Linked DNA regions of Homo sapiens: all the other regions are linked to region 3. A link is a loop called in an ENCODE intact Hi-C map of the cell type or tissue named here. Cell type or tissue: dorsolateral prefrontal cortex. All regions are shown on one strand. Each heading gives the region's core, and the rest is flanking DNA. Links, peaks and the distances in the headings are about the cores only.

Evidence for each region. A loop is a pair of places that touch in the nucleus more often than their neighbours do. Peaks named below come from ENCODE experiments on the same cell type or tissue, not always from the same donor. Only the 100,000 strongest peaks of a DNase experiment are listed, where the experiment ranks them.
Region 1: it touches region 3 in a loop (4-fold over the local background); 14 of 110 quality-filtered maps call a loop at or near these places.
Region 2: a loop joins it to region 3, with 4 times the contacts of the local background. A loop is called at or near these places in 14 of 110 quality-filtered maps.

What each region holds. Positions count from the first base shown.
Region 1 is chr7:78,761,764-78,772,803 of GRCh38, reverse strand. All of the region lies in intron 2 of MAGI2 (membrane associated guanylate kinase, WW and PDZ domain containing 2), which reads left to right. Among named protein-coding and RNA genes, the nearest start is that of MAGI2-AS2, 240 kb to the left of the region's middle. In dorsolateral prefrontal cortex, for the core only: a CTCF peak has its summit at 3,802; DNase peaks (open chromatin) are centred at 1,535, 3,096 and 3,793; H3K4me3 peaks cover 3,536 bases; H3K27ac peaks cover 4,107 bases.
Region 2 is chr7:78,775,080-78,786,119 of GRCh38, reverse strand. The region is part of intron 2 of MAGI2 (membrane associated guanylate kinase, WW and PDZ domain containing 2); the gene reads left to right. Among named protein-coding and RNA genes, the nearest start is that of MAGI2-AS2, 230 kb to the left of the region's middle. In dorsolateral prefrontal cortex, for the core only: a CTCF peak has its summit at 6,130 (motif pointing right); no DNase peak of the experiment used is centred there; H3K27ac peaks cover 769 bases.
Region 3 is chr7:78,504,795-78,515,834 of GRCh38, reverse strand. The region is part of intron 4 of MAGI2 (membrane associated guanylate kinase, WW and PDZ domain containing 2); the gene reads left to right. Among named protein-coding and RNA genes, the nearest start is that of MAGI2-AS2, 500 kb to the left of the region's middle. In dorsolateral prefrontal cortex, for the core only: a CTCF peak has its summit at 5,061 (motif pointing left); a DNase peak (open chromatin) is centred at 5,034; H3K27ac peaks cover 2,722 bases.

The sequences.
Region 1 (11,040 bases), core at 400-8,399, 260 kb before region 3:
ATTTTTTTATTGTCCAATGTTTTGGTGCCAATTTTTGTAGCACAAACTGAAGCTAAATTTGCAGCCAGTTAGCATATAATTTATTTTAAAAGCTTAAATGGGATCTTTTCCATGCAAGGTAAAGCTTTGCAAATACAAAGCCAGCAAGAACAGTGAATAGTTCTTATTCATTTTAGGTGTTGATGGAGGGGACTGGGTGTATTTCGGCTGCAGTCCTCAGTCCCAGCAGCAAATGCAACACTCTTCCAACATCATTCTGGAAGGAGGGAGAGGCTGTTTGTGTAAGAGTTTGAAATGTTATCTTTTGTGGCAAGGATAATGTGATTCTATGTCAGCTCTTCCTCTATTTTCCTCTTTTGCTGAGGCACCAGTATCATCATGCTCCTGAATTAAGAATCCGTGGACAGAACACCAAATGCCAAATAAGAGTTTTCTTCTGATGCTTGTTGGTCTTCATTCTAATAATTTATCACCTAGCCTTACAAAGTACTTTTTATCTGAGTGTTCAAAAAAATGACTGATTCTTTGACCCTTGAAAGAAAGTGGATATTATCTCATTTTTCTTTACAGTATTCCTAACAGCAGATTACGTATCTTTTCTATTCAGTGGTAGAGATAGAAGAGATGGTCTCCACTGGATATTAAAAACTTTGCAGCAGAGGAGAAGATGGTGTCAAATTTACTCTTTAGGGCCTAGGTCCATAGACTATAAATGTATCTTCAATACTATACTAGGTTAGCACAAGTTTTTCCAGTTGTTTCTGTCTCTGGGGTGCTGTGTGGTCTTAGCATCTGGACACCCTTCTCTACTAGGCTTGCTTGATTGGGTTGCAAGAAGAGGATACTTGCTATATTTATTACATTTATTTTCTATTTAAGACAGAGACACTGAAACAGAGAAGGGAAAAATTATTTGTCTCAGAGCAAAGCATTACTCATTATTGAATCTAGTTCCACAACAGCAAACTATTGATTTCTACCTATGCTATGTGCTTTGGTGTTTTTGTCACTTATTTTTTTTTCCTTTCACATTATTATTTTTATTGTCTTTTACAATGGTCCTTAACTTCAAGATAAGTTTAAATGGATGTCAAAGAAAAGACCAATTTGAAAAAGTGTGTAAGTAGTAAAATGACTGATTCTTTGACCCTTGAAAGGAAAAGAAACAGTCATGCTTACAAGTTTAAAAGAATTGTTCAGCTGGATGATTCTGAAAGGATACAGCCTTGTTATTAACACTGAAAAGTTTAATTACATTTCATTATACTATACTAGCTTCTCTTAATTGGTAAAAGGGGACTATGAAAGCAAAAACAAAAATGCTTAATCTCTAGGAGCTAGATTTTCCTCGCTGCTTTGTAATGTAAATGTGCCTGTGTGTATATTAAAATTCACACACTCCATCCATCTCACTGGCTTTTAATGGAGGGGTCACCTGACTTCACCTAGAGCCGCCCCCCTCCCTTTCCCAGAGGAAACCCAAAAGTGAGAGACAGGCGCGTAGATAACACAGGTTCTTGTGCTGAGAGATGTAAATGCCCCTGACTGACCGGGAAGCGAGCGAGGTTGCTGGTGGGGGTTGGGGAAAGGGAAACGGAGGGAGAGAGCATAAGCGAGAGAGGGGAGAAGGAGAGAGAGGGAGAGGGAGAGAGGGAGAGGCAGAGGGAGACAGAGAGAGAGAGAGAGAAGTGCTGCATGCTTCATCTTTGAGAGGAGGGAAAACAAAAGAGCTCAGCGGCAGTTTTGTGTTGCTGTGTCTGGCTTAAAGAGGAAAATTCTAGACATCCATGTTGAAAAATCAAAGCTCAGCTGAGACTACTTCTATCAAGAAAATTATTTTTATCTGCGAATGGGTTGGATCAGTACAGGTGGTTTGAGAAGACACTGACTGAGGACCATGGAAAGGTGGGAGAGGACGTGCGGCTTCTCTGCTTCCTTTGAACAGAGCTCTAGGTTAGTAAGCTGAAACTGACCCGGGTCTGGCTTAAATATCTGTATGTGCATATGTGTGTGTGTTCTATTTATAGCCTCCAAACCCTTCTGCTCCTCAACCCCTGGGGAAAGCAGTGCCATATTCCACCAGATGTGAACCTAAACTTGATTCGACTCTCACTTCATTTGCCAAATGCCTCTCGTTTGTTTGCGGAGCTTTTGTTTAATACAGCCAGTGGAGAGCCATCATGATGTCTCCTTCTGAGTCAGAATGTGTGTTTCAGCCTTAGATTGTCAGGTGGCTGTTTGGAGAACAGTTAGTGTTTTGCTCCAGAAAGCTGCAAATGCATGATTAGGTTATTGTGAAATGTAAACAGCAGATATCTGCTGACTTGGCATTTCTTCTAATGTCAGAATAGTTCAGAGAACCAAGTGCATTTGCCTTATCTTTATTTCCCACGTAATTGACTTCAAATATAATAAGTTTGAAATGGCACCCCATCAACAAAGACACACACCAGGTATTCTTCCAGCAGAGTGTGTTTTACCTCCTATTGGAGCCGAAGCTTAAAAAATTAATTTTATGGGGACCTGGTTTGGGGAAAAAAATACAATGTGTTATAATTAAAATAGGTTTAAAGCCTTTTTTACAACCAGTGGGTACAGATGTGTGTAAAACAAACACATAATTTCTCTTGTTTCTTGCTGTGCAGATAGAGTGTCTTTTGTTCCAGCATGTGTATTTTCCTGTGTTTTTACAAAGAAAGCATTGCTTGTGCTTTCCGTGATAGCAAGGGGCTTGTATGCCAATTTGCCATTGTGCCCTGGTCAAGAATCTGCTCTATTCTGAAGTAAACTGCCCAGAGGTATTAGTCAAGAACGTGGAGAAGGGTGGGGAGTAGGAAGAGATGCTTTTTTCTCTTCCTCTTTTTTTTCCCCTTTGACTCAGAAGTGTCTAATTCACATGATGTTAAGAGGAAATGGGGGGAAGCATTTAGTTCTGAATAGGATGCAGTTCGGTGCCATGCAGTTGCCACAGACTATAACAAGAAGATGCTCGGAGCTGAGGGAATCACATTTGTAATGGGGACTCTTTAAGAAAATGTTCTGTGAGGGTGACTGGCTGAGTCCCTTTGGACCAAATTAAGATGCGCTCTGGCAGTGCACTAGCAGCTGTGAGCTGACATTTTCTTGTGAACCTAGTGAAAAATGGCTCCATATCTCTGTCTCGTCCTGAGGGAGATGGTCTTTGAGTAGTCGAGCCGTTCCTCAGCATTGTGATTTGCTCTGATCTCTGTTTTCTGATGGGGACGGACTGACTTGTGGTTCCTTTCAGTTCGCCTGCCTTTTTAAATCTCGCTTGAATGGGGAGTGGGTGGTGACGGTTTTACTTCAGTACAAACTACCCAGAGCAAAGCTTGCAGAAGATATCTTTCTGGCAATCATAGGTTTCCATTTTTAAAAGGGTAGATTACATATATTTTCGGACGTGATCTAAAGCACTTTGTTGTTAAGTGGGCTCATCAAACAATTTCTTTAAGGAAAGACCCATGCATGTGTGGCAGCTTACATTTGGACTTTCGGGAGGGCTGACAGGTTAAAAAAAAAAATAGATATTTGCCTGTATCGTCCATCTCTGAAAGTAAAAAGCTGTGTTTTTGTATCTTATCATGTTTTCCCTTTTTAGCATTGTGATCCATTGTGCAAGGAAAAAGATGTGTCCCCGCGCTAGAATGCAGGGAGGGAATGTACTACTGTCCTGTACTACACATGTGCTTATTAAAGAATTCCTGTACTGAGCAGGGAGTGGAGGTGCTACAGCAGCCACACTGTTCCTTTATTTGGGCTTTGGTTTGTGAAAGCTCCAGCCAGCAGAGGCAGGATGCGCTTTAGCAGAGAGCTCTGGTTTGAGGGACTGATTAAGAGCATGTGTTGTTTGGGGGTGTGCGAAATCGGTTCTCTATTGTATAGCATTTTAGGATGATTGTGTGACTACAGAGCAGGTTTAAATCTTAGGCAAGAGGTACAGTGTTGAGGCACTATCCACTAGAGAGGGGAGCATGAGGATGCAAAATAGTGCAATAGTATGTGCATTGTGCAGAAAAAAATAATAATTCTTTAAATTTTATGCTAGTTTCCAAATTATAGAAATTTGGAAACACTTCAGATGCTTTCTGCAAAATGACATGGAGTCATCTCCACACTAGGACAAGAAAGACTTGAGTACAATACTTTTAACAAGATGGAAACAGTTTCGTAAGTGTTTTAAGTGTAATAATATTTGCTCCACTGAAGGGTAACCCTCCAAGGGTTTTCATCGTGAGCACCTTCCCATAGGCTGAGAATTAGAGCACAGATTTTCATGGTGTCTGTTTAGAATAATTTTGATAAAGCTAAGACCTTACAGAGGCAATAAGATTTGCCTCTTTAGTAGAACAATGGAAATGGAACTTTAATACAGCATGTAGATCCGATTGCTGCTTTTATACATGTAGACAATCTGACTATGGTACATGGTGTGCTTTGGGGAAATTGATGCAATTATAGTAGAACAGCAAACAAAACAATAGGTGAGGTGATATAATGAAAACATGGATCTCAAAGTTCCTAAGAGGATTACCAAGTCACCCTTAAATATTGTTAATGACTACAGGTGAGGTGGTTTTACCCAGAGAAATTTCAGATGTTCAGAATTAGAGGACCATGTTTGTAAAGCTAAGAGCAGAGCTTGCTGGATCTTGGAGAAGATGGATGGCACTCATATTTAAACCAGATAATGTGTACATATAAAAGAATCACAATCTTAGAAACTTCCCACCAATGGAATTTTGTTTTAAAAGTTGCAAAATAACTAAACTGTAGAAAATAGTTCACAGCTCAGAAACCATCAAGGGAGAAATGAGAACATCCAGAAATAACAAAATTTTCGCAGTGAGATTTATGTGCTACCTGAACAACATTTAAGATGCCGATGAGTTCTTAATGAGAGCTAAAAAAGAAAAATTCACATTTGGAAATAAGTGTCTGTATTCCTGTATTCCTATAGCTTTGAGCTTGGAAAACACAAAATTTCCCAAGAATAAATTAGTTATTCGTAAGATGCCTGTGGCACGTAAAGGAAAACTTGATAAAACAATTAAGTTTCAGGCAAACATATTTTACTCTAACTGAATTCTTCTTGAAACATTTTTAATCACAAAGCTACTAACTTTCTGAGAATATCTTAAGTAGTAATGGCCTGCTTTCTGACATCCATTTTCTCTATCACTTTAGAACCCTACTACCTTAAACTCTCTTTTCAATTTTTAAAAGCCTTATTAGGTGACAACATGACATTAAATAAGCAGATATGATAAAAGACTGAGCTTAAAACACTTTAATTTTATGTTCAATTTCAGGAACATTTTTCTTCTACTGTCTGCAATCAGCTTTTGCTCTTAGTCACACAGCTTGTGGCACTCTTTCTAAGATCTCAGCTGCTTACTCTGAAGATAACAGAATTTTAATTGTAAAAAAAAAAAAAAGTGTGTTGCCTTTTTGACTGCATTAGGTGTACCTTAACAAAGGTTAGAACTTTGTTATAGGCTGGGTGTGGTGGCTCACGCCTGTAATCCTGGCACTTTGGAAGGCCGAGGCAGGCGGATCACAAGGTTAGGAATTCGAAACCAGCCTGGCCAACATGGTGAAACCCGTCTCTATTGAAAATACAAAACAATTAGCCAGGTGTGGTGGCACGCACCTGTAATCCCAGCTACTCGGGAGGCCGAGGCAGGAGAATTGCTTGAACCTGGGAGGCAGAGGTGGCAGTGAGCTGAGATCGTGCCATTGCACTCCAGCCTGGGCAAGGAGAGCAAGACTCCATCTCAAAAAAAAAAAAAAGAACTTTATTATAATGTGAATTCTCAACGTAAGCGTTTCACAGATATCAGAGGTTAAAGTATACATGTACTGTACATTTCAAGCATGTCAAGACCTATAAAATACACAAAGTCAACAGTAGGACGGTTAGTTTTTTTCCCTAGTTCTCATCACAAGGATGGCTTTCTGTCACACAAGCCTGCTTTCCAGAAGAAGTGCATTATTCTGTTTTCTCCTACAGATTCTTTACTCATTCTCCCTAGGCACACTAAGAATACATCAAATTCAATAAGTGTGATGATATAAAAAGTGTCCTTAATTGGTGTTTGAAAATTTAGGTGATATTCACCATGTGGAGGAACAGTTAGAATAGTTGTTTTTCTCTTTAAATCAGTAAAGTAAGTCAAACTTCAGAGTGTTTAAGGAAACTAACAATACTGTGTACTGTCAAGTAAGAGGCTCATTGCCAGCCAGTTAGCCAATGGAGGAGAAGACACAAGCTTAACTGATGACTCCAGTTGAAGCATTGTAGCTCAGGAAGTTCCCATATTAATAGGACCTCAGCTCAAATTCCAGAGCCAGCTACTCAACTTATTCACCTTTTTGCCATCTGGGGCTGGGGGAGGAAATAATATATTAAATAAGAGATCACTTTTGTTATAAGACAATCTCTCTAATACACCAGTCCTGCAAGCAGTTCAGGCATCTTTAAGATCCTCTCAGTCTGAAGTTTCTATCTTTCTCCACGAAGCAACAAATCTCAACTGACTCTGGAAGCCACTCAAAGATTTGTTCTAAAACTTTGGATTGATCTTGCCAAGCACTTTCCACAAAAGCACAACCCCGGCCAAATAAAGGCACAGGGATGAGAGCTTTCTCTGGTCTGTAGCAGAGAACCAAACCCTCTGGGTTATTTCACTCAAAGGGCCACAAAAGCTCAAATGCCGAGCTAAGGAACTGCTGGCCAAGTGTGGGAGGATTCTTGATCTTGGATTCGTACAGCTGTTTATGAAGAGCCTTTCTTTCAGATCTTAGAAAGCATCATATTTCCTTCCCTCTCAGGACCTTAGCACATGCTGGTGCCTCTGCTGGAACACATTTCTACCCACTTTGCTTGCTCAGCCATTTAATTGGCTCTCTCTATAAAATGTGCTCCAGGCTTCTCATGCTTTTTCTTCATTACACTTCTCGGGTGTTTTGGGTTTTTTTCAATATTTAGTTTTATGTTAGTGTTATTACTTGATTAATGTCTTTCTCTGCCAGGAGGCAGGACCTTCTAAAGTGAGGGTCCAAATTCATTTTGCTCACAACCGTATCTATCTGTAGGACTTCAAATCATGTCAACTCAGATATAAGATATGCACTAGGGCCGGGCGTTATGGCTCACACCCGTAATCTCAGCACTTTGAGAGGCCGAGGTGGGCAGATCACAAGGTCAGGAGTTCGAGACCAGCCTGGCCAACATAGAGAAACCCCGTTTCTACTAAAAGTACAAAAATTAGCCGGGTGTGGTAGTGGACACCTGTAACTCCAGCTACTCAGGAGGCTGAGGCAGCAGAATTGCTTGAACCCGGGAGGCAGAGGTTGCAGTGAGCCAAGATTGCACCACTGTACTCCAGCCTTGTTGACAAGAGCGAGACTCTGTCTCAAAAAAAAAAAAAAAAAAAAAAGATGTGCACTAAACATTTGTTAAATGACTGACTGAATGAATAAATGAATACTAAGGCAGCAATATAGTGGGAAAAGATAGTGTAACTAGCCTGGCTCAACAAAGAGCAATTCTCTTCACTGGGTTGGCTAGTTTGGAAACCTAATAGGTGGATACACTAGGACAGTCCCAGGATCTCCCTTCTGTCAGGATTTTCCATGTAAGAAATCACACTTGAGTGCTTGCTATTACAATATTTCAAAAAAGAAATTTACTACCCATATCAACAAGTATTTAGAATCAGTCTGGCAAAATCATAGTCTGTCTTTCCCTCTCCGTTCCTCCTAAGGTACCTCTTTTCCTGAATCTCCCACTCTGATCATCCTTTAGTTCTTTGCATCCAGGCCCTTCTAGGTCTCATCCGAAGATGGCTATGCTTTGCTAACTAAGCTGGTAATAAGTTGTGAGGCCTGAAAACCCATCTAAGGTGTGAGCTTTATTTGCATTTTGAGCAAAATTATCATGTAGTGGTTAGCACTCTGCTTATTAATATGGAGGCTGTGAGGCATAACATAGCACGAAGCTTGCCTGTAGGAAGCTATTTTCGGTTGTGGAGCTAAGACTTATAAAAAACAATTGGCAACTACTCTAAGAGCCTATGATCAAGAACTGTATTTGGCTGTACAGATTTTAATAAAACTAGAGCACAAAGGAAAGGATTTGTAAAGAGGTGGGATCTCAAGCAAACTATGACCAATAAGTGGCATCTGAATTGTCAGAGAGGAAGAAGAACTGTTTAACATTTGGGATGGGGGGAAAAAATCATTAAATGGTCAATGGGACTTAGCACAAGCTGTGTTAAGATACTACTCACATTTCCTTTCCTAAGTATAAAAGGCAAAAATACCTTTTATTCACAAATTCATCGAGATTTTATTCATTTAAATCATAACCTTGAGACCCTAGAAGTTAGGACAGTTAGCAATCATATTCCTGGACACTGGAATTCACTTCCCATTATATCTTGAAGTACTTAGTCTATCTCAGCATTTAAAAGTAATCTCAAAGAAGTTTTCTGTCAGAGGTGCTTTTAAAGATTGTTTTAGCAATATTGATCACTTTAATTGAGGTTTATTGAAAGTGCCCAGTATAGCTCTCTTGTGGCTCATGTTCTATAAATATAGCATCATCTTATTGATAGATAGTAGAATTTCCATTTCATTACAGTCAGCCTAACACTTTTTAGAAACCTTAAGTTCACACCAGAGCATGAGGAGGAAGAAACATTCTTTTCCTCTGGTCTTCCAGTTGTCCTTAAACCACAGCACTATGTAAGAATCATTTTAAAGTATGTCCTTAGTAGTACTAAACCTCCTGTTTCAGCCCTGTGTCTGGCTTGAAGGTTCTCTGTTGAGAACCCTGAAAAGAATAAACAAAACTCAGAAGCTGGAAAATATCAAGCTGCATACATGTAAGGAAGCAATGAGAGAATTGAAATTAATTGATTTTGTAAGTAGGGCAGGTAACCTATAACTAGGTTTCTAGATAAATTATTGATACAGTTTCCATTTAAGTGGTTGGGTTTTAGGTTAGGTGCAAGAATTGTTAAAGCCTATGAAAAGTTATATGTCTTATTTTTTTGTACTTTCCTTGTTTAGGTGGAGATAATTGGACTCTTTAGGGTAATTCAGCATATGTCTGTCTAAAGAGCGGGGTTTCGCTTAGGCCTTCTTGCCAGCTATGTTACTATAATCATGCTTTGGGAGGAAGATTTTGCACACACAGTCCTTTAGGTGTTCTCACTGTTGTAAAAGAAAAGCCAGAGTATATAAGTCATCCCTTCGAAATATCATAGACAACCCCTTCCACACACCTGTGTGAATTACTCTCTCAGTGTGTGCTAAGGTAAAGAAACGCTTCAGAAAATAAAATATTTCTACCCCTATTTTATTTCAAAAGTGAAAACGTGAAAAGAAGCTGGGATTGGCTAGTAGTATATGAAAATCTGTTCTGTGCGGATCCCCAGGTTACAATAACTCAGTCTCATTGTGCATGCAAGCCTTTGTATGGTGCTGCAGATGGTAACTTTTATTTCCTAATATATAGTTGCTACTCTGGGAATCATAAGTCTTTCTTTTATGATTGATTCATTAGAGTTTAGGAAAAGTATTTGCTAATTCCATTTATCTAAGTCAGGAGCAAAGAAATTGGTATTAAACTATTACTATATCTATTAGTAGTACATATCCCCTGAACCTGAAAGAACACATTTAACCATGACCAGTGACTGGCAGGCCTTTGATAAAGTTATCAGTTGTTCATTTCTCGTGTTTCTCTCTCCCCAAGCTATAGAATGCTCTATGTCTGAGATTGCCTGAATTAAGTTCTATTGAAGAAGGCTAGAAGTTTTTTCATACTTGTCTCAACAACCATTCTAGCCAGTGTACCAAACTAAACTGTGTTCTTTTATGCCCATGGGTATTTACCCATTTTTTTCACTGTCTGGAATGTTTTCTTCTAAGAGAATGCTAGTTATAGACACAGGTGTTCTGTATCTTTGAAGGTCACTGCCTGGATAGTAATCCTAGGAAAAATAGGTGGTTCCCCAAAACTGTTCACACATATTCATACCACATAATTTATTATGCTTTTCTAGTTACAATTCTGTTTCTCTCACTAGCTATACTTTCCCAAAACGGAGTCATTTTCTTGACTATCTTCCTATGTCCATTACCTAATAGAGGTTGTAGGACATAGTTCCTGTATATTTTAGTTATGATTTGAGATGATCCTCTTCTTGTTCACATAGCGAAAGGAAGAATGTAATGTGAGTTTTTGAAATTAAATGATTCAAAATTTCTATTTAGTTGTTTTTTGTTTTTTTTTCTTTTCTTTGTTTTTTGTTTGTTTGGTTTGTTTTGTTTTGGTGGAGTCTCACTCTGTTGCCCAGGCTGGAGTGCAGTGGTGCAATGTCAGCTCACTGCAACCTCCGCCTCCCAGGTTAAAGCAATTCTCTTGCCTCAGCCTCCTGAGTAACTGGGATTACAGGTGTGCACCACCACGCCCGGCTAATTTTGTATTTTTAGTAGGGATGGGGTTTTACCATGTTAGCCAGGATGGTCTTGAACTCCTGACCCCAGGTGATCTGCCTGCCTCATCCTCCCAAAGTGCTGGGATTACAGGTGCCAGCCACCATGCCCGGCCAAAAATCTCTACTTGTTCTTGGCAGTCTCCATTTTACTGAAGCTGAAAACAAAAGTTAATTTTACTAGAAATCAGAAATATTTTTCTCTAAGAGACTATGAAGTATCAAATGTGAGCAATGAAAGAAAATTGGGCTAAATAATTTGATACAGGAAAAATTAATTCCGGATAGAGTCCATGCCTCATGTCAGTATTTTTTGCCCAAATTCATGTGGAGAGCTCCTCATTGGTGCCCCTTCACACTCCAGCCACTATTGCAATGAGGAGGTGAGGAGAGATGTCTTATCTTTGCCTGGAGCTTCACTGTTCTGTGCATGTGGCCTATAGACCAGCATCAGCATTGCCTAAGAGGTTGTTACAAGCAGAATTTCGGGCCTCAACCTACCTTACAGAATCTG
Region 2 (11,040 bases), core at 2,884-10,883, 270 kb before region 3:
GCTCCTTTTAACAGAGAGGGAAGAATCTATCAGGGGTTGTGGGGGGTGATAATCCTGGTTGATTACCACCTCTAATACACATGCAATCCATAAATGTCCAGTAGACACCTCCTCTCTGTTTCTCTCCCAGCCTGCTTCACTATCTCTCTCCTTCATTCCTCTGTCTCCCTCTGTCTCACATTCATAGTGTGTTCTTGTCTAGTGTATGAAGTCTCACCAAGGAAGTGTCCAGGCAGAGTTTGCGGAGAGTGAAAAAGTGACTGTCCTCATATTTGTCTTTTGGTGTCACACCATATTGGGTGACCCTTCAGCTTTTCTCTAAAATTGCATAACATTTTAAAATCAAAAGAGATCATAAAGAATATCTTGTCCAACTTTTCACTTTATAGATAAGGACACTTAGCTCAAATAAGTTAGATGATACACCTAGAAGACAGGAAAGAGGAGAAATAAATAGTATGGCTTTCTCAAAAGCAAGGAGTAAAGATATAACCGTGAGAGAAGCAATTATGTGAGTAAATGACATAGTTTTAAATCCCAAAAAAGGAAACAAATAACAGAGTTCCAAAATAAAAAAAATGTTACACATATCCCCAGAGCAGAAAAGTGAGTGGCATCAAAGGCAGCACCTCTGACATGATGGCAAAATTGACAATTCATTTTACAAAGCTTTTAACAGCTTTTCAATTCAATACTTTCCTAAATTTGTAAAAATTAAAATAGAATACTTACACAGTTTTGTACTATTGGGCTGTAAAAACCAATAAAAATGGTTTCTAAAATAAAATGATCCAATCTCCATTTTGTTTGCAAATCCTGGCTTGCATAAATCTAATTGACTTTTAAACAAACTGACTTGAAGCAGAACAAAATTAAAAGCATTCCTTGGATGTAGATTTTTCTCCCATTTTAAAATATTTAATTAGTTTCATTTTGTTTGGGTTTTTGAAGTTAAATGATAGCTTCAAATTATGTTATAACAAAGCTCTAGGGTGATAACTTTATTGTTTCGTTTGAATTTTGTTCATTTTGTTTAGTGAACATATAGTTATAAGGACAGGGTAATATAAACATTTATCCCCTAATAACTTCACATATACGCATGAAGAAAGGCCTGTTAATCTTAGCCAGGCACCATGCACGCCTAACAAGAACCTTTAGAATGATGCAAAAAAATAGTTCTAAGCTATTGCATTATTTAAGGGTGTAGAGATGGAAAGATTATACCTTTCCTCAACCTTCTTAGGGTCACAGCCAACACTCCTGTAACAAAAGACAGGTTAACAAGAGAAAAGCATAACAGATTTATTTATTCAAAGCTTTACTTGACACAGCAGCCATCAGAAAGACCCAAATATACAGAGAAAACTATCCATTTTTATGCTTAGTCTTCATGAAGAATAGACATCCATGTAGAAATGTGATTGGACAAAAAGAGTATGATCTAACGCTAATAGACTGAGTGGAGAAACCCAGCAAAGCCTGTCCAGATTTTTTTTGGCCTCTGTTATAGCATTTCTTCCTCCTGGGTATAGGGCAGCACCCTTCGGAATCAGGGTCTTATGACCTACTATCGGAAGAGGTTAAGTCAGAGAAATGTCTTTATGGCCAACCCCTAGACAGAAAGGTGGGGAAAGTTAGAGTGATAACTAGTTTTTATGACTAGCTTTGGCTAATAGGGGTTCTGGTTTCTATGACCTGCTTGGAGGAAGAGAAATTCTGATTTCTATGACTTACTTCTGGAGAGAATGAGGAGCAAGAGACAGGAGGGGAAGAGAAGGTCAGAGAGGCCCTGGTTCTGAGGCTGCTTCTGAGGTCTTCTGAGATCCTTTATTCCAAAGTACTCAGCATGCCAACATGCCATACTTTGGGATATTGTTTCCTGAGCCCCAACATTAGTAAGAAAAAAAAAAAAACCTAAAACATTTGACATGGTTTACACTTGATCTGAACTTTTCTGAGCTTCAGTTTTATCTGAAATACTGGAATGATCAGACTTGCTTGATCTACCTAATTGGATGGTTATAATGATCAGATGAGATAACATCTTTGAAAGCTCCCTGATACACTATGTCAACGCAATTAGTATGACCATTCCAAAAACATGTCAACTTCTTTTTTTCCTGATTAAAAAAGGGCTATATCCCAGACTCAGTCAAAGAAGAAAACGGGTGTTTCCGTATTCTTTAAATAAAATATGTGTGTCTCTAAGCTTGACATTTTAAAGAAGTAGGCCACATCCTGTGTGCTAAAATAGAAATATGGTGAGTTTTTCTTCAATTCCTAAAATTAAACGTGATTTCACTACAGTAGTTATTTTGCTATTTAACAATGTACACAGGTGTTCGTCAGTACAGCACTGCTGTCTACAAACTGGGGTCAGGAACTCAGCACTGGTGGATGTGGTTGCTTGAGGAAGGAGAGTTCCTCAACCTGAGAGCCAGAAATTGACACCTTGTGGATTCACCCACTGTAATTCAATTACACTTTATTGATTTCCAATGGAGAAAATCTACAGGGGGCAAAGCTCCAGGTTCCTGTACAGCGGAACTCCCATCCAAAAACACTAGAAACCAATTTAAAAACATACTGTTTCCAAAATAGCATAGTAAATGAATAGGCTATCAAGAGACATCTATAATTATGTTTCTTTTTTCTCATCATACGAACACACATACACCTTCAGACTGACACATTTAACCATCTCCAGGTTAAATCAACATCCTCCAAAAATAACGCTGACATGGCTTTATGTCAGGAAAACAGTCCTTTTTCTCCGACTGGTCATTTCAGATTTTATTTTAGCATTAAAAGTTGTTTGTTTTGTTAGTAAAAGATACTGAAATCTTTATTCAAGTATGTGTCTAAATCTCTACATTCAAAATTCTTACTGATCAACCTTGAGGATTTTATCTTGAAGAGCGATAGCATGATCAGTTAACTCCCACATATTAGTGAATATTACTGAGCACCTAATATTTTTCTTGGGCACTCTGCTACGTGCTGTGGGGAATATAAATGGAGAGGAATCAGTCTTTGCCATCAAGATGTTTGCAGACTAGTTGGAAGATAATACAAAATGTAAAAAAAAAAAAAAAAAAAAAAAAGGTAAGAATCATTTTCAAGTATTGTCAAAATTGAAGAAATGACATGAGATAAGGAATCTCATTTACCAAATCAAAATCTCCAGAGATGGAGTCTAATAATATGTATTCTTAAAGTTCCCAAAAGAAGTCTGAGAGATGCACAAGGTTTAGAAGCACTGAAGTATATGTGTTTTTGCCTTTTTTCCTTACAGTCTCTCATCAGAGGGATCTGCTTAGTACTGTCAAAGTTTACAAAAAAGCTGTTCGGCACCACGTTTGTCAGCTTTGCCCAGGCCATATCTGCTTGGCCCACAGGCAGTCTGTATGTGACACAGTCACCATCCCCTATTTTTCTTTATTTCTGACAGTCTTTCTCAGTGTCATTTAATGGCTTCAAATCTTTTCTCACTTCTCAACTATTGATGTTCCCTCTCTTCTTTCTTTGCACCTAGGCCCTTCCTGGCTGTTATCACCCATTAAACCCACTTCAGCTAGAGGGTTCAGTTATGCCCTAGGGGATCCCTAAATCTGCATTCCCAGCTCTGAACCTCTCCAACTCAGTTTCTGTCAAGGATTCCACACTCAAAATGTTTAACATCCAACTCATTTCTTCCCCACTCCTTTATCAAAGGACTCACCTGCCCCGCACTGACTCTCGGCCTACTGTGGGTAGGCAAAAAGAAGTTAGAACAGCGAAGAATGGAAAGACGAGGCTAGAAGCCAGTCCGCCTCAAATCGCCCTTGCCCATGACTTTGCATCCACTTGTTTACTAAGACCTGTTTGTTCTACCTAATGGATTTATGGTGAATCTTTCCTCTTCACTCCTCCAACTCCAGCTGACGTGTTTCAAGTTATCGCTTAATTGCCGACGTTCTCCTGAGTTGGAGGAAGCTCACCTCTGACTCCATTTTGTGCTACTTTTTCACCTCATTAGAAATGAACCTTTTTTCTTAAGGTAACTTCTAATATTTAGAAATTGTTTTGAATTTTGAAAAATCTGAACTACACTGATTTTAATTTTACTTTCACTATTTCATCATTTATGAAGTTGCCTAAAACATGTAGAATTTTAAAGAATTACGTAGGAACTTCCAAGGGGTTAAGAAATATAACAATTGAAGGAAGATATTTACATTTTGTTCTTAAAGATTTCAAAGCAAAAATTCAGCAATGTCTTTAATACCCAATTTCTTACAGTGACCTCTTCCAGTGCCTACCTCGCTAATAGTTAGGATGTTTTTTCTGATGTTAACATTCTTTACTTTAATTTTGTCCTAAAGCATTATTTCTTCTATTATAAAAGCATTATTTCTCATTTAAAATTTCTAATATAATTTTTTACTATGTAAGCTATTTCTTTCCCATAGAAATATATTGTCCTATAGGTGACAATTGAATATGTAGGTTATTTCTTTTTCTCCCCTTTATCATAAATCTTGAAGAGGGAAGTTGTTCCTCAATTTAGTTCCCATTTTCTCCCTCAATAGCATAGATGCTTTAAGCATCTTTTCCTTTTTTGTTTATTTAGTAGATGGGGAGAAATTTCTGCACATTTATGTGGGCAATAATTCAAGCCTTTATGCAAATTTTTTTTACATAGTAGGCTCTTCACATTTAACCCTCTGCTATATTCTTTTTTTTTTTTTTTTTTTGTGAGACGGAGTCTCACTGTGTCGCCCAGGCTGGAATGCAGTGGTGACATCTCGGCTCACTGCAAGCTCCATGTCCTGGGTTCATGCCATTCTCCTGCCTCAGCCTCCCGAGTAGCTGGGACTACAGGCGCCCGCCACCATGTCCGGCTAATTTTTTGTATTTTTTAGTAAAGACGGGGTTTCACCGTGTTAGTCAAGATGGTCTCGATCTCCTGACCTCGTGATCTGCCCGCCTCAGCCTCCCAGAGTGCTGGGATTACAGGCGTGAGCCACCCTGCCCGGCCATCCCTCTGCTGTATTCTTACCACAGTATCTCACAATCAGAAGAAATGAATAAGATGAAGTAAATTGTTTCAGTAATCAGAAGTCATTCCCCAAACAATCTATCTGAATATCATTTGTGAGGCCATCTACACAAATGACAACTCCATTGCTTGCTCAAGGTGCAAGTAATGTAAATTATGCATGCAATTTTCCTACAACTTTTCAGTCATCTTACTTTTATTCTAGAGGAATTCCAGCAGTTATGTCACTTTTAGAAGGTGAGGAATAAGAAAGGCCGGGCCATAGGAAAGTTTACTTTCCCTTTCTGTTCAGGTTTCCCTAATGGCCCGGTACTGAAACAGAACTGACAAATACTACAATTAACACCTGTTGGTTTTACTGGAGGAGCCCCGCCTTGGGTTCTTTGAAAGCCTCACACATCTCATAGGAAATCTTGAAAAGTATTCATTCAAAAGTTACATAAGAACCATCCAGTATGTGGTAGAAAATGAGGTGAAGATCGGGAGCATGGGGTTTTGTTTTCTTTTATTTGCTGGGATTATTGAGAGTTATATTACGGAACTGAAAGAGAAATACTAGTAATCTGCCTAATTTGAAAACAAGTGGGAGTACTGATTAGGGCATAATTGAAACTCCTGATACTCATAGTTACTGTTACTAATGAGGAAAATGTTTCAACTGATATTTTGCTTTTTAATATATTTACAGAAAGTGGCATTATAAATTCAGGTACAAACACACATGAACACACACAAATCTACACATAGAGTGGGGTGCTGGAGGTGGCTAGCACTGTCTTGAAAGAGACATTTGTGCATATCTTTTCCCAAATCCAGTTCAGTGGCTTTAACTTGATAGCTTGAAATTTGCCGTAATGGGCATATTTACTCTACAAAAATGAGCAAGGGATACAAATCAATGTGTTTGCTTGTTTTTCATAGAGCCAGTTTTTAAACATTAAGCAGTACACATTGTCATAACACGCATTCTTTTCTCAAGTTTCCATGACTGTTGCGGACTGTTCACATTTATCTGCAATGGTTTTGCAGAGTCATTTAATTAAGGGTTTGATTTCTTAATATCTTTCTTTCTAATTTCTGTCCCAGAGGGTGGCAGCATAGTGCAGTAAAAAGTACCTGGGGGCTTTGTATTGAAAGGTGTTAATCCCTGTTCTGTCCCTTTGGCTCTTTGACCTTGAGAAAGTCACCTAAGCTTTCTGACCCAAAAATTCTTCCTCTCTAAAATGGGTATAGCACCATCACCATGGGGATTGAAAGGGATGTTGCACATAGCAGAGTCTGTCATAGAGTCAGGTTGAGGTAATGGGAGCTCACTTCCCAGTATCATGGACTAATACGGTTTGATGTTGAAAGCTCAAGAAATGTTTAACTTCTTAATCTCCTACAACCAAAATCTATGAGCCTGATGAGTTCCTGAAAAAGTTCAATATCTGTGTTTCGAAGAGAAGGTCATTGACATTAAATAAGTTATCCAGGGTAAGTCTCCTTAATCCTAACAGAGTGATTCAGTCAAAACTTTCTCAACTATTCTGTGGTACCAACTTCTGGTCTCTAGGTAGACCAGGTAACTATTTCTTCTCTTTCTTCCGTCTTTTCTATTCTCTCTTCATCTTTCCCTTCTTCTTAATCCAGTTGAATTTGATTTTGGTTCTATTAAGTTGCTCAGGTGCCTTCAGGAAAGTAATTCACTTGACTAAAATTTAGATCTTCTGCAAGAGCACATCTTACTTAAATAGTGAAAGCCATTCAGGCAAATGTCAGGTGAACTAAGGAGATGTGGGCAGATCAGGTGACACATGGACAATGATCAAGCCTGGGGGAAAAAAAAAGTTGCTGTTTGGTGGGTGAATGACTACTTTGAAAGGCTGAAGGCTCAGTGTGGTGGCTTACGCCTGTAATCCCAGCACTTTGGGATGCCGAAGCAGGCAGATAACGAGGTCAGGAGTTTGAGACCACCCTGGCCAACATTGAAACTCCGCCTCTACTAAAAATACAAAACATTAGCCAGGCAAGGTGGCACATGTGCCTGCAGTCCCCACTACTCGGGAGGCTGAGGAAGGAGAATCGCTTGAACCGGGGAGGCATAGGTTGCAGTGAGCTGAGATCACACCACTGCACTCCAGCCTGGGCAACAGAGCAAGACTCCATCTCAAAAAAAAAAAAAAAAAAAAGGCTGAAAAGGAAAGCCCTGTTTCCTGAGAAATTATTATATGCTAGATTCTGTGCTAGTTATTTTATAATTATATGTATTTTTCACAATATACCTGAGAGATTAGATATTGTATTTTCTATTTTACAGGTGAGGAAATTAAGATTTAAGGCCATTAAGTTATCTTGCCCAAAGTCACACAGTTTGTGGTAGAATTTGATTCAAAACTAAGGTGTCTGTCCAGTGTTTCTTTTTCCAGTGCTAGGTTACTGAAGTCAGAGTATATAGCTTCCATGCTCTTCATTTTCCTTTACTCTAATTTGAAATTGGACTTTATGGGGAATATGCTTGGTTAATTCAGTCCCTTTAAATAGACATTTTAGGCCATAGTTTAGATGTTCTATAAATTATTTTTAGTTTCTACTTCTAAGGAATGTTTTTAACTTTTAAGATTATACAAACCATCCAGTCACCAAGACAAAAAGTAGCCCTACTTTAGATAACACATACTAATTTGCACAGTTTATTCTACTGAATTTTGATCATGTTATAAGGTGAGAATCAAAAGCAGGAAGGACTCTAAGGGAATGGGGAAAGTGACACTGAGTGGATTAAAGTGTGGAGAAAAGAAGGTGGAAGGTATGGACAATAAACTGCATTCACTTCAAAATTTTGTCCAGGTTCAGCTCTGGCAAACGTTGTCTCATTAAGCAGGAGACTCTCTATTTGCCCCATTATGCCCATGTGCTTGGGTTCACAAGGTAATGTAGATGAAGGATTATGGAAAAGCATGATCCTCTGGTGAAAATAAAAGATCACAATTCAGCCTGGCTTGCAGAAATCAAAACTGGGATGATTCATTATGAGATCAGAAATGCAAATCCATAAAGAGCAGCTCAAGAAAGGAATTTATTCATGATCGCTGGGTACAGACAGCCCTTCTACTTGTGCTTTGGTCCTTTCAGTCATATGAAGCATATTCTCATGTGGATTGTTAATATATGATGAATTACCTTCAGAGGACTTAGAAATCATCTAGAGCGGTCCTTCTGTGTGCAACAACTGATCCTGAGACTTGTTTATGGTGAAGAAAGACTAATTAAGGAGAAAGCATTTTATGTTCCATTTTACTTTATGTACTGGAAGGTATTTAAGTGGATGCCTTTACTTTCACTCGGCCCATTATAATATGATAGTGTGTTTTATATCAAGGTAATTGGCTCAAAATATGCAATTTCATAACTTGAAGCCAGTAAAAGAAAATATTGTAATAATAATGGTGAAAGCTAGCACTTACTTTGTACTTATTTAGAACAGTGTCTGGTACATGACAAGCTTTGGCTATGATGATGAGTAGGAGAAAGATGATGATGGTGATAGTGATAGTAGTGAAGATAATGATAGTGGTGGTGATGGTAGTAGTTATGATGACGATGGTGGTGATGATGATATTGATGGTGACAGTGATAATGGTGGTGGTAGTGGTGATGATGGTGATGGTGTACCAGGCACTGTGCTAAGCTCCTTACATGCATTATGTTATTTAATGCCTGATAACTATACAACTGATATGAGGACTGTTTTACAAATGAGTAATTTATGTGGTACCACACAGCTAGGAAATAGTGAAGTCAAGGTCGCTGAAGCTCTGCCTCTTTGACACTGTGCTGTATTTAAAAGCTTTTCTTAAAACATATACTTTGGCTGGTTAGTTAAGACTAGAGAAAAACCCAAAGCATAATTTTTCTCCTTTTTGCTTTTCTTCTCTTAGAATGGGGTAATCAAACTTTAACTATTTCCTATCATATTTATACATGCACCCACATATAACTATCTTCAAGTAGAGCAGTACACTTTTGACAGTGACTGAAAATGTATTAATTTGACCTAAACAGTCAAAAAGAGGTGAGTAGCCTATGAGACAGGGTGAGAAAGTTCCCATAGATCCAGGCTCTGCAAACACCATAGCTGCCAGCCCAAAAGTAATCTATACACACACTCAATATTCAATCATATATCAATCATTTAGTTTATGCTCACAAAACCATCAAGAGTAGAATCTTTACCTGTTAGGATCAACAACTTATTTCATTGAAAAAAGAAGATAATTTTCTCAAGGTTATGCTTGCCTATAGTTTGCAAAAATGCGACCATCATAATTCCCATGCGGAATTTTTCCCACTGTCAGATAAGATGTAGTATTTATTTGGTTTTGATTTTACATGAGCACAATACCCTATCTACACTAAACATGCACTTAACTGACAAGTGTGATGCATATTTAAAAGAAGTTTTGTTTGCCAGTAGAATTATCTCAGAATGTGCAGAAATGTTCCATGGAAATATTGAAAATAATTAATTGGAAAAAAGACTTGTTTATAGGTAAAGCAGATATAATTGTTTTTTAAGAAAAATGAATAATTAGCTTATTGCTAAAATGCAAGTGCTGTTAGAAATTATGCAATTTCTACTTTCTGCCTGCCAAAAGGAGATCATAAATGTCTCAAGAGACCATCTACTATGGATCAATTATAAAGAAATACATGTAGTTTATGATTAGTTAAATAGTAGTAAGTGTAGCTTCCTAATTTGATCAAATCAACAGGAGCTCTGTAAAACTAGAATGAATGAAAGCTACATAAACTACCTGAAAGCTATGTAAACACTCCTTTATCTGGACAAGGAAAGTGTCATTGAGGGATACATAGAAATTTTGCTTCTTACTTGCTAATGACAACAATAGTGGTAATAAAATAATAATTAACACTTAATGAGAACATAATAGTTCTAGGCATTGTACTAAATGCTAAACATAAAATTTCATTTGATCCTCATGGTGAATCTACAAGATAGGTGTGGAAACTGAGGTACAGAGAGTTTGGATGACTTGCCTTTGGTCACACAGCCCACAAATGACAGAGAAAGGCTTTAAACCCAGAGACAGAGTCCAGTTCCTAAGACTGAGCCTTTTGCAGGTTCACACGAGAGTAGAAAGCAAAACAGTAACAATGCTCTCTACTAATATAATCAATAACTAAATTTTGGTTTCCAGCTGATTAGAGAATAAGATACAATACAGTGTTAATTGTGTAGCACCAGTTGCGTTGGGTCTTCATCCAGAAACTGCACTTATTAGTTTTCTGACCTTTAGTGAATTCTTTAGATTTTCCAGACTTCACTTTCTAAGTTATTGTGAGAATTAAAAAAGCTAAATCCTTTAACACTAATATAAGAACCTTATATTAGTACCTTTATTTCTGCTGCTGCTGTTGTAATAGCTATATGCCTTAGATTTAAACTGTATTAGAGATGGGGTAGATTCATATGCATAATGTTATCAGTTACAGATAAAATAGATAAAGTATAGATAGAGAAAGAAGGGAGAGGTCATTTCAGGAAGGGGAATCAAAGGCACAGATGTGAAAAAGTCCCTGGTGTCAGCAAGAGATAATAGGTCTCTCAGTTGGTTTCATAACAATCTTGGGTATGTATAGAACTCTCTATGTAAATATCTCCATTTGTCTAAATTTCCCGATTAATTTTTGGCCTGCCTTTGACCTTTAGGCTTCCTTTTTTTTTTTTTTTTTTTTTTTTTTTTTTTTTTTTAATTTGAGACGACAGAGTCTCGCTCTGTCGCCCAGGCTGGAGTGCAATGGCACAATCTGGGCTCACTGCAAGCTCTGCCTCCCGGGTTCACACCATTCGCCTGCCTCAGCCTCCCGAGTAGCTGGGACTACAGGCGCCTGCCACCACGCCTGGCTCATTTTTTGTATTTTTGGTAGAGATGGGGTTTCACTGTGATAGTCAGGATGGTCTCGATCTCCTGATCTCGTGATCCGCCCACCTC
Region 3 (11,040 bases), core at 1,868-9,867:
CTCCGCTTCCCGTGTTCAAGCCATTCTCCAGCCTCAGCCTCCCAAGTAGCTGGGATTATAGGTGCCAGCCACCACACCCGGCTAATTTTGTATTTTTAGTAGAGATGGGGTTTCTCCATTTGGTCAGGCTGGTCTTGAAATCCTGACCTCAGGTGATCCACCCGCCTCGGCCTCCCAAAGTGCTGGGATTCCAGGCTTGAGCTACAGCGCCTGGCCAAACAAGGACTTTTTTTATTTTTCTGTTTGCCTGTTCAGCGATTAGCATATACCTTTAAATATTTCAAGTACTTAGTAAATCTTTATTTTTTAGTCAATCTTGTCTAATCTCTAGAGGATGTCAGTTTTACTGTATCAACTGATTACATTCCTTTCATGCTCATTTTACACTATTCAGTATATTCAATATGCAGTGTTTCCTAAGTTTGAAGGATATATCCCTGATCCTATATTCCTTCAAAAGTTGTATAACTAAAAAAAAAGTATACAGAAGTGCATTTTAAAATACATATTCTTAGAGATGAGAATTAGCCAGCCTCCCTAGCTTTGGCAATACCAAAGATAGATAGATGGTTAATAGATAAGTCAATTGAATTTTTTAAAAGATTGAACTCTCCTTCAGGAAAGCAAGATCATGTAAACCAGAGTAATTAGGTTAAGCTTTCTTGGATTTCTTTTATTTCATGAGTTACCTGCTAAACTTTTCCGGAAAGTAATTCACTATTATCTTGTAGCTTCCCCTCACAAGCTATTAGTAAGCCTAGTGCAAAGAATTAGAAATGCGCATATATTTTAAAAGCATTTAAATCTCTCTGTTAATACAGACACACACACACACAATGCCAAGAGGAACAGGGCCCATGAGAGCTACCTTCGCCAACAAAGAGAATACAGTATGTGTACACAGAGCTGCCTTCTCCAGGCCCCCAAGCCTGCAATTAGTGCAAATGAACTGCATCTCCCAGAGAGCAAACAGAGTGTCCCTTATGTGATCACCAAGTGTCCTCGGCAATGATCTCAGTTCACCATTAGGGACCCGCATCCAGGTCCTGTGCTGCTTGGCACGCTGACTGTGCATGCACCATCAGTCCTGGTTCTGTGAATGAGACCCTGTCACTGTCAGAAGAATTATGTCCTCCCTAGTGAATCTCGCTGTTTTCCTGTGAATAATGCCCCACTCTGAAACCACCCCAACGCCAATGCCCTGCTTATTTTTGTGTGGGTTCACAGAGACTGCGATTTGTGTATCTACCCAGATATTTATCTTTTTTGAGCGGGGTGAGAAGGGCTTAATTTTATGATCTTGTTCCCAGAGTACTGGGTTTTATCTCTCCATTGAATGGGAAAATTTCTGGGGCTAGTTTAAATTAGCCTTCTAAAATTAGATATTCCATCTATAAATGACCAGCATTCCATCTTTTCTTGAAAGAATTATTTGAAAGTTATAACTGCCCTAATTGTAAAATGTTCTGACTGTCTAGGTGTAATTAAAAAGTAATGATATCACTTTAGAGTTTGTGGTGATTGTAATTATAATATTACTATTAATAATTTTATAATTATAATGGTAATTATATTACTATTAATATTAAACTATTATAGTGATTGTAAACATACCATTTTAGTAAGGGAAATCAGGACTAGTTTTAGAAGTGTCATTTTAAATCAAGGCACAGTCATGTTTCAGTTAAACTGAAAGTAATGGATGTGAACCTCTTTAGTCCTTTTTTTTTTTTTTTTTTTTTTTTTTTGAGACAGTTTCACTCTTGTTGCCCAGGCTGGAGTGTAATGGAGTGATCTCAGCTCACTTCAACCTCTGCCTCCTGGGTTCAAGCAATTCTCCTGCCTCACCCTCCCAAGTAGCTGGGATTACAGGCATGTGCCACCATGCACAGCTAATTTTGTATTTTTAGTAGAGATGGGGTTTCACCATGTTGGTCAGGCTGGTCTCCAACTCCTGACCTCAGCTGATCCACCCGCCTCAGCCTCCCAAAGTGCTGGGATTACAGACGTGAGCCACCGCACCCGGCCCTCTTCATTTCTTAAACAGATTCAGCATTGCATGCACTCAACCTCTGGGGAGAGTGTTTCTCTACTTCTCTGCAAGTTTACGTAATTTGTGTGTGAGGGAGATTTGATCCATGAGTGAGGAAGGCAGAACAAGGACAACCAGAGTAGCACCTCAGGTTTCTCCAGCAGTTACAGAAAGCCCATGGAATTGTGAAAATGTTTAAGTTTCTTCAGGTTCTCCAGGCTTTCTTAGAATCTAAGCTTTTTTTCTAATCACAGTCATATATTCTCTGTAGGTCTGATTTTCACCTGTGTCCCTGGGTTTCTTATAGTTCTCCTCAGGAAAGTGATTATGATTGTTGGTGTGAAATCACAGCTACTTTATTGTCAGTGATGGCTCTAGTTATTTCTGGCTGAGGACTGGCCTTTCTTTTTGAAGAGGGCATAAGGTCTCTCTGAGCACCCATTGCTTCTACATGACTCTATCAATGGGAACAGTATTGTGATGTTTTTTCCCGTTTGACTTTTTGCCCTCATCAAAAAATACGTTGACTCCAATTTTGCCCCAAAGAATAGCTCTTGAATTATCAAGATCAAATTTAAAGTCTTCCTAATTTTCTCTTTCATCTCCTTTGAATTTCCTGGAACTTCAGAAAGTGGCCTCCTGTTTTATATAATACTATGCTCCTGATTAAAAAAAAAATTGAAGGCAAGCTCTAAGAAATGTTGTATGTGCATGTTCTTTATTTCATACCTTGCTGTGGTTTTTTAAGTATGTCAACATTTGTATCAGTTTCTTTCACCCCAAAGTTTGTTAAGAATTTGGGGGACTTGTTTCTTTATGATAAATATCTTTAGATATTTTCTTCTCCCCTGTTAATCTAAAATAATTTCCTCTACTAATCTTTCTGTGATTCTTTTCAATTTAGTTTTAGGAAATGTTTTCCTTGTCACCTTCTACCCACAGACTTTGAATTTTCTATTTTCATAATTTTCCATATTGTTCTTTTAGTACTTCAAACAATTTGTAACTAATTATGGGTTTTAGATATAGAAGAAAAATAATTGTGAGGCACGAAATATGCATTCTCAGTAATTCACATACCCCTGGCTAGACCCTGAATAGAAGAGATGTAATTTGCTTATAAATGTTACATATATATTGAGAGGCCGAGGCAGGTGGATCACAAGGTCAGGAATTCAAGACCAGCCTGGCCAACATGGCAAAACCCTGTCTCTACTAAAAATAAAAAAATCAGCCCATCGTGGTGGCACGCCCCTGTAGTCCCAGTTACTCGGGAGACTGAGGCAAGAGAATCGCTTGAACCCGGGAGGCGGAGGTTGCAGTGAGCTGAGATCGCACCACTACACTCCAGCCTGGGCGATGGAGCAAGACTCTGTCTCAAAAATAAAATAAATTCTAAAAAATTACATATATAAATCATTTCTTCACAGGCTTGGGGATTTCTGCTTCCTGGATTGAGGTATCATCCCAAAAATCAGAAGCACAGTTAACCATTACACTAACTTTCCCTAATTCTAATATCTCCTTCTAGACTTACGTTTTCTCCCTGGCCTCAAATAATAAAGGGAAGCGGTTGTTTACATCTGCAAAAATATGGTATAGATATATTTGCCACACTGTTTAAAGGCCACACCCTCTTTATACTCACACCTTTTTTTTTTTTTTTAATTTATTTTTTTTGAGACGAAGTCTCGCTCCATCACCCAGGCTGGAGTGCAGTGGCACGATCTCCGCTCACCGCAAGCTCCGCCTCCCTGGTTCACGCCATTCACCTGCCTCAGCCTCCCTAGTAGCTGGGACTGCAGGTGCCCGCCACCACCCCCGGCTAATGTTTTTCTGTTTTTGTTTTTGTTTTTTGGTGTTTTTTTTTTAGTAGAGACGAGGTTTCACCGTGTTAGCCAGTCTGGTCTCGATCTCCTGACTTTGTGATCCACCCACCTCGGCCTCCCAAAGTGCTGGGATTACAGGCATGAGCCACTGCGCCCAGCCTCATATCTTATATATTAATTATAATGAATTTTTTTTTAGCACTTAGAACCACTTCAGAGCACGAAGAGTCAAAAACTGACTAAAAGTCAATAATCAATTTGCATAGAAAAATCTCTGAAGGGTCACAAAGATAATTATTACTGCTAACTTGATGGCTAGAGCCCTGGATTTTAAAGCTTGCTTTGCACTGTTTTCCTCCATTGTGTTTCTGGATTTTGTACCATGTGCATGTTTCACTGTGTCAAAAAAAAAAAAAAAAAAATTTATATATATATATATAAAAGATGGTGAGCAAAAAAAAGTCACTATACAATGTGCAAATATTTTAGTACCCATATTAGAATTCTTCTCATTTTAGAAGGTTTAGGAAAAGTAAGAAAATGGATAAGAGCATTCTTTGAGCAATAATTGACAATCTGGACTTCTTGATGAACTGACTGTGTAGAATGCGTGACTGCTCCCTTTCTGAAGACACTGAAATGTGTCCTACACTTTTCATTACAGAGTATAATCTATAGTACAGCCACGATGAAAAATCAATTATATAAGTTTACAAATAATTATATTAGAAATAAAATAATCATAATTTCCCATATATAAAAATCAACACAATCATATTTTTCTTTTGTCCAAATATCAACCCTGAAGTGTTGATTTATTTACAAGAGCCTGTAGTTCAAATTCTAAGCCAGCTTCCAGCAGTGAAGCAAACAGTCCTCCCACCACAATCCAATAAAACCTTAGATCAATATAACAAACACACTTTTTAATGGGATTATTGGGTTTGCACAAAAGCATGGAGAAATCTTTAAGCCCCACCACATCCAACACAGTGGCCACTACCACAAATGAGCAGAAACCAGAGTGAGGAGGAGTCAGTTATAAGCAGACTAGAAAGCCAAAGTTGCTCTGGGGGTATATGAGAAGACCAAGCTTTGGACCAGTATAAAATTGGGGAGCTGCGTTTCTGATTTTGCTTTAAATCAGTTGCTCTCAAAGGTGCCAAAGTGATGCCAAGTTTGTAGCTCGGTAGCAGCCCCTGGTGCCCAACAAAAGCAAATGCAGAACTCTAGAGAACATAATAGAGAACTTGAAAAGAATGCATGGTTTCTGAAGATTGCTTTTCCTCCTTTAAATTACTTAACCCCATTACATGTCTCTATTGAGGAAGAAAAGCTCAATTGATGCAAACACCTTTTAAAGAAGAAATACCACCTTTATGTATATCCTTTTCTGACATTTGCATTACTTTTTGAAAACCCCTAATCTAAAAATTATAGAAAATTGACCATACCTTTTGTTTCTGTAGGCAGAAATCATTTAAATTGCTTGACCAATTTAACTACTCTATTTAGTATTATAAATAATAGAATTCAGTGGTAATAATATACAACATTTACTGAACACCTACTATATTCTAGCAGTTTACTACTCTAAGCACTTTATAGATAAGTCTCATCTAATCCTTATAGGTAGGTAACTTCATTATCCCCATTGTACAGTTAAGAAAATTGAAGCATCCACAGAGTTATTAAATAACTTGTTCAACCTCCCACTTTAAAGGACAGATTCAAACCTAGGTGGCCTGACACAAGCCTTAACTATTACGTTCTACTGCTTCTTATGGAGACTGTTGTTATCGGGGAATTTTTAAAGGAAACGTAAAAAAAGTTTACATTTCAAATTATTCCTATTCTCTTTATGAACTACAAATATGTTCCCTGATCCTTTTTTTCTCTCAGCTTAAATGTTTTCCAGCCATGCCTACTTCCAAAGAAATAATATGAAGACAAGGAGAAAAAATTATTGGATTTCTTAAAAGTTGTCACATAGCCATTATAAATATAAATCACAGGGTAAAATAAATTTTGGAAATTCAAACTTTATGACAGTTTAAAGGAATAAATTTTTCTATCTACCTTAAAAACAAATCAATTATTTTCCCTCATTTCAAAAGACGGCAGTTACAGAAAGCTGCATGTTAACTGTATACATAGACTGTGTCACATGAAAATATGGATAAGATATTAAATGTGTATTCTTCTTCTTGAGATGGTTTTATCTTGGCTTCTGGTTATTCTTTAATGAAACTGGGTGGGAACGTTGAAAACCATGACATTCTAACTTATCATTGGTCTTGTACCTGAGAAGCAACATGTTAGATACTGGCAGGGCAATAAACAAGAAAGCAAACGGAATGGCTGCCATGCATATTTTTGTAATATCAAAACCTTAGACTGTACCAGAACCATAGAATTTATAAGGACTGAACTAAATGCACAAATACATACATTTATTCTCTCCCAATTAAACGCTTTCAGTTCCTGCACTATGTACAGATCTTTGAGCCCTTCTGAATTTCTTATGGAAAGGAGAAAATTATATTTACTGAATTCAACAAAACCCTCAGGGCAGGCAAGATGAAAGGAATTAAATTTCTTAATTCTTCACAACAGTTAAAGTGTAGGTATTAATAAAATATGTTTTTATAGATCATTGTTTATAAGACTATATGTTATAAATGTCTGTTTCGTGCCCCAATGTTTCTATAGAATTTCTAGGAATTCTATTTAACAGTCCTAGTCCCACAGAAAATTTTTACATCATTAGCATCCTTTAAGAAGAGGTGTTTCTTCTTTACTGAAATATTCTTTGTTTTTATTGTCAGTGAAAAAAAAAAATTCTTGTTCTGGTTTGAACGACATCTAAGAGACACAGAAACGCAATGGGGAATGCACAAAAAATGTCAGTGTTTGATAAAGTCTGTTCGTTTTAGCAGTAAATAAGGAAAACATTATATTTTACATATGAAGCTGAGGCAGGAGAATCACTTGAACCTGGGAGTCAGAGGTTGCAGTGAGCCAAGATCGCCACTGCACCCAGTCTGGTGACAGAACAAGACCCCGTCTCAAAAAAAAAAAAAAAGACTATTTTTCAATTTAACAATAAAAGCATACTGAGAAATGCATCTTAAAAGTCAAAAAGGACAATTTTACTTAGCCACTTCCTAATCAAATATAGCTTCACGCCACTATAAAAAAGGTAAAACATGCATGGGTTATTTGGCTCCTTCTCCCTAGTCAGAATTTAAATAGTCCAGAAATTCTCAAACCACAGATCTGATATATATATGATGTGTGCGAGAGCATGCTTACATGCACATTTTTCTCATCAGGCTGCATGGGACTAGGAATACTCGCAGGAGTAGCTGACACAGGCAAGCTTGGTTGGCGTGTAAGGTCTGGTTATTTCCCTCCCATTATTACGAAGTTTGCTCGGTTCTTAACGGGTAATTTCTTAACAACTTACACAATATCCAATATATGTCATTTTTAAAAAATTTAAGCCGATACAGAAGAAAGATATATTATCTAAAATGCAGCAAAGTTAATTTCTATTTTCCATATTAATCAGGGAAACAAATATGATATAGCATGAAACAATAATTTGCAGTCCTTGAGATGTTAAATATTGGTTCAGTGGACTGCACAGTGAACTGATCCAGTACACCATTTTATGAGTTGAATTGTGCCCCCACCCCCAGATTCATATGGTGAAGTCCAAACCCCCAGTATCTCAGATGGTGACTTTATTGGGAAATATGATCATTGCAGATATAATTAGTTAGGACGTGGTCATCCTGGAGTAGGGGTAGACCCTTCATCCAGTATGACTGGTGTCCTTATAAAAAGAAGAAATTGGAACCCAGATGTGCACACAGGGAAAATACCATGTGAAGACTGCAATTATGTTGCCATGGGTCAAAAAGCTACCAGAACCTAAGAGAGAAGCCTGAAATAGATCCTTCCATAGTGCCTCCAGAGGGAGCTGGCCCTGCCAACGCCTTGATATAGGACTTTAACCTCCTGAATGTAAGACAATAAATATCTATGATTGAAGCCACTCAGTTTGTGGTGTTTAATTATGGCAGCCCTAGAAAATTATTACATATCATTTGGACCACATTCTCCTTGACTGTACACTGCCTAGCTTAGTGCCTGATGGTTAGTATGCTCTAAATAAATGTTTCTAATAATGCAGGAAATATAAGACCAGTTTCTTCTCTCACTGACAAATATTGGAGTTCCTCAGACAACTGCTTTAGGTACCCTTGTTTCTAATTGCTACACTGTCTTCCTAGAAAATTTTATTCAGGTATTTTATGTCATTGAGTATCACTTAACAAATCATTATTGTAGTACTCTATATAGTTGCTCAGAGTTGGGGGAGACATGTCTTCTCCACCCTCCATGTTGCCTTGAATGTCTAGGAGAGTACTGAATTTGCATTCTACCATCTCTTTTACTCACTCTGCCCAGAAGAGGTGCAGGGATTTATCTGAGTGACACAACTTGGAAGATGAACCTGGACCTTCTTGGCTCAGTTCCCCTTTTCTTCCCCTAAATATTCTACTTTGCCCTTCTGGGAACAGATTCTACCCTTACATGGAAGCCCTGCCCTGGTTCCACACTGCCAATGAATAAATTGGTCCTCTGGGTTTTGCCAGAAGCCCTTGATTCTCACATTAAACCGTATCCCTAGGTGAGCCTTTGTGAGTAATAAATATGGGAATGTTATGGATCTTTATTTGCCTTATTCATTTTTTTTGTCTTATTTTGTTAAGATGGGAGAGGTAGGTGCTACTTATTGCTTCCCTCTCAGCTTAGTTCACAGCAGCCTGATAAAAAGGTCTATAATCTCCCCCATTAAGGTCTTGTCAAGTATCTTACACACTATAGATATTAAATTCATGTTTGCTACTTTAATGCTTGATTAATTAAGAATAAAGAAATGAATGAATAAACAGATAAACTGGGAGAACTTTGTCCAGTAATCTCTGATACATCAACAAATATGATTATAGATTTCTCCAAAGACTAGATCCTTTTTTAAGAGATGTCCTACATTTCTCTTGAGAATTTAATGGTATTATACAGTAGAAGGAAAGTTCATTTGTCCAAAGCCAAGCTTCTTGAATGACTTCTCTATTAGGATAATTCTGTATTTTCCTTTCATTCATTTTTAAACCTATTCCAATCTGGCTTCACCAACCACTCCACCGTAAATACTGCCGTAACTGGCAGCCAGTGTCACCAGTGATCTGCACATCATTCGGTTCTACAGATTTTATGTCCTTGTCTTGCTGGACTGTGCAGAAGCTTTGGCCACAGTTAAGTGTCTTGTCTTCAACACCCTTTGCTTGGCTTTTGCAACATGAAGTTTTTTTAATTTTCTCATTGCTTCCATGGCTGCCCTTTCCTCTTCTCTTTTACCAGTCCATTGTTTCAGTGACTTAAATGTTGAAGTTCATCAGACAGCTGCTCCAGATTCTTGTTTCCACTTCTCACCCTGTCTCTTGGCAATTTCATTTACTCATGGCTAAAATTATAGTACCATCTAGCCATATGCTGTTTTCTTTCAGGTTTATTTTTTTTCCATCTAAGAATTCTCTGACTTGACGTCTCCATGAACCTCTAACTCAGTGTGCCCAAAACCACATGTATAGCCTACCCCTACCCCACAGAATCCTACTCCTCCTTCCCTGTTTCCAATCTCAGTGAAAAGCCTTGCCACCCACCATGGCAGGTTATAAAATCTACCCTCTAAATATTTTTTTAATCTGCTTCTTTCCATCTCCGTGCCACCATCATTACTTTTTGAGAGCACAAAAATAACTTTCCACTGCTCTATAAACATCTACTCTTGCCACCCTCAAATCCCCAGAATAGTTAAGGAGATCTTTGTGGGAAATGAAAATCTAATTTTGTCATCTGCTTCAGTAGAACATAGCAGTATCTTTGCTCTCAGGACACACTTCCAAATCCTGAGCATGCCTGATAGAGCCTCACTTAATCCAGCCCTCATTTATTTATTTCTCCCTTACCTTCAGAGCCTCACTTAATCCAGCCCTCATTTATTTATTTCTCCCTTACCTTCTTCTGAAAGAACCCTTAGATGTTATAGCACATTGAAAAAGAGGTTTTCCCTGACTCTTTATATGAGATTAGATGAATATACATACAGAAGATCCCATATACATACGATTCCCTTAGGCAGCACTCATCACACTTAAAATTATTGTATAAAGACTACACATCTTGACATATTTGGAGTTCCATGAGAGAAAGGATCAATGTATCTCTTGTTCACTCTTCTGTCCTCAGTGTCTGGCACCAGTTGAGTGCATAATAAATATTGATTAACTGAATATTGTATAACTGAACATGTTCAGAGCATGACCTTGCATTTGAACTTTTCAGTGCAACGTGACATTTTGTATGTTCCATGTGCGTACCACAGTATGTATAATTACATGTTGAAATATGCCACAGAAAAGAGACTCTGAAGTTAGCAGTGGTACCTGTTTTTACTGCTTTTATCCTACAAAACTTACAAAGATCAAATCTTTATAAGGAATCAGCTAGGAGACTCTATCATTAAGGGCCATATTATATTCATAATTTCCCTCTTAAGGGCAATACAGTGACAACTTGTAAAGTATTCTTGTGTTTTTCTAATAGATACTTTATTTCTATTAGATATTAGATAAGTATTTCTAATAGATACTTTAATATTGCTCTCCTAGATTGATGCAGAGAGGGGAAAAATTGGCCCATGCAATTAATAGTGACAGCAAGATGATATTCTAATTTACTCATTTAAAAAATCTATTAACTTTTGAAGTTATAAAAATAATAGATACCCAATGAAAGCAAAGATATGTAAAAGAAACTTCTTCCACCCCCATCCAAATTTACTATCCTGAGGTAATCAAAGTTGACAATCTGTTGTACATCCTTGCAGTCTGTTTTCATGCTTATATAGAGATATAACTATATATCACTTAGAGATCTTAATATATGCTTATTTAGAAAAATAGGATTAATACTATACATTTCTCTGCAGCTTAGATTACTCTTTAACAATTATAAGCACCTTTCAAGGTCAATAGATATTCATTGATTTTAAACTACATAGTTTTCCATGGTAATGACAAACACTATTTATTTATTTAATTA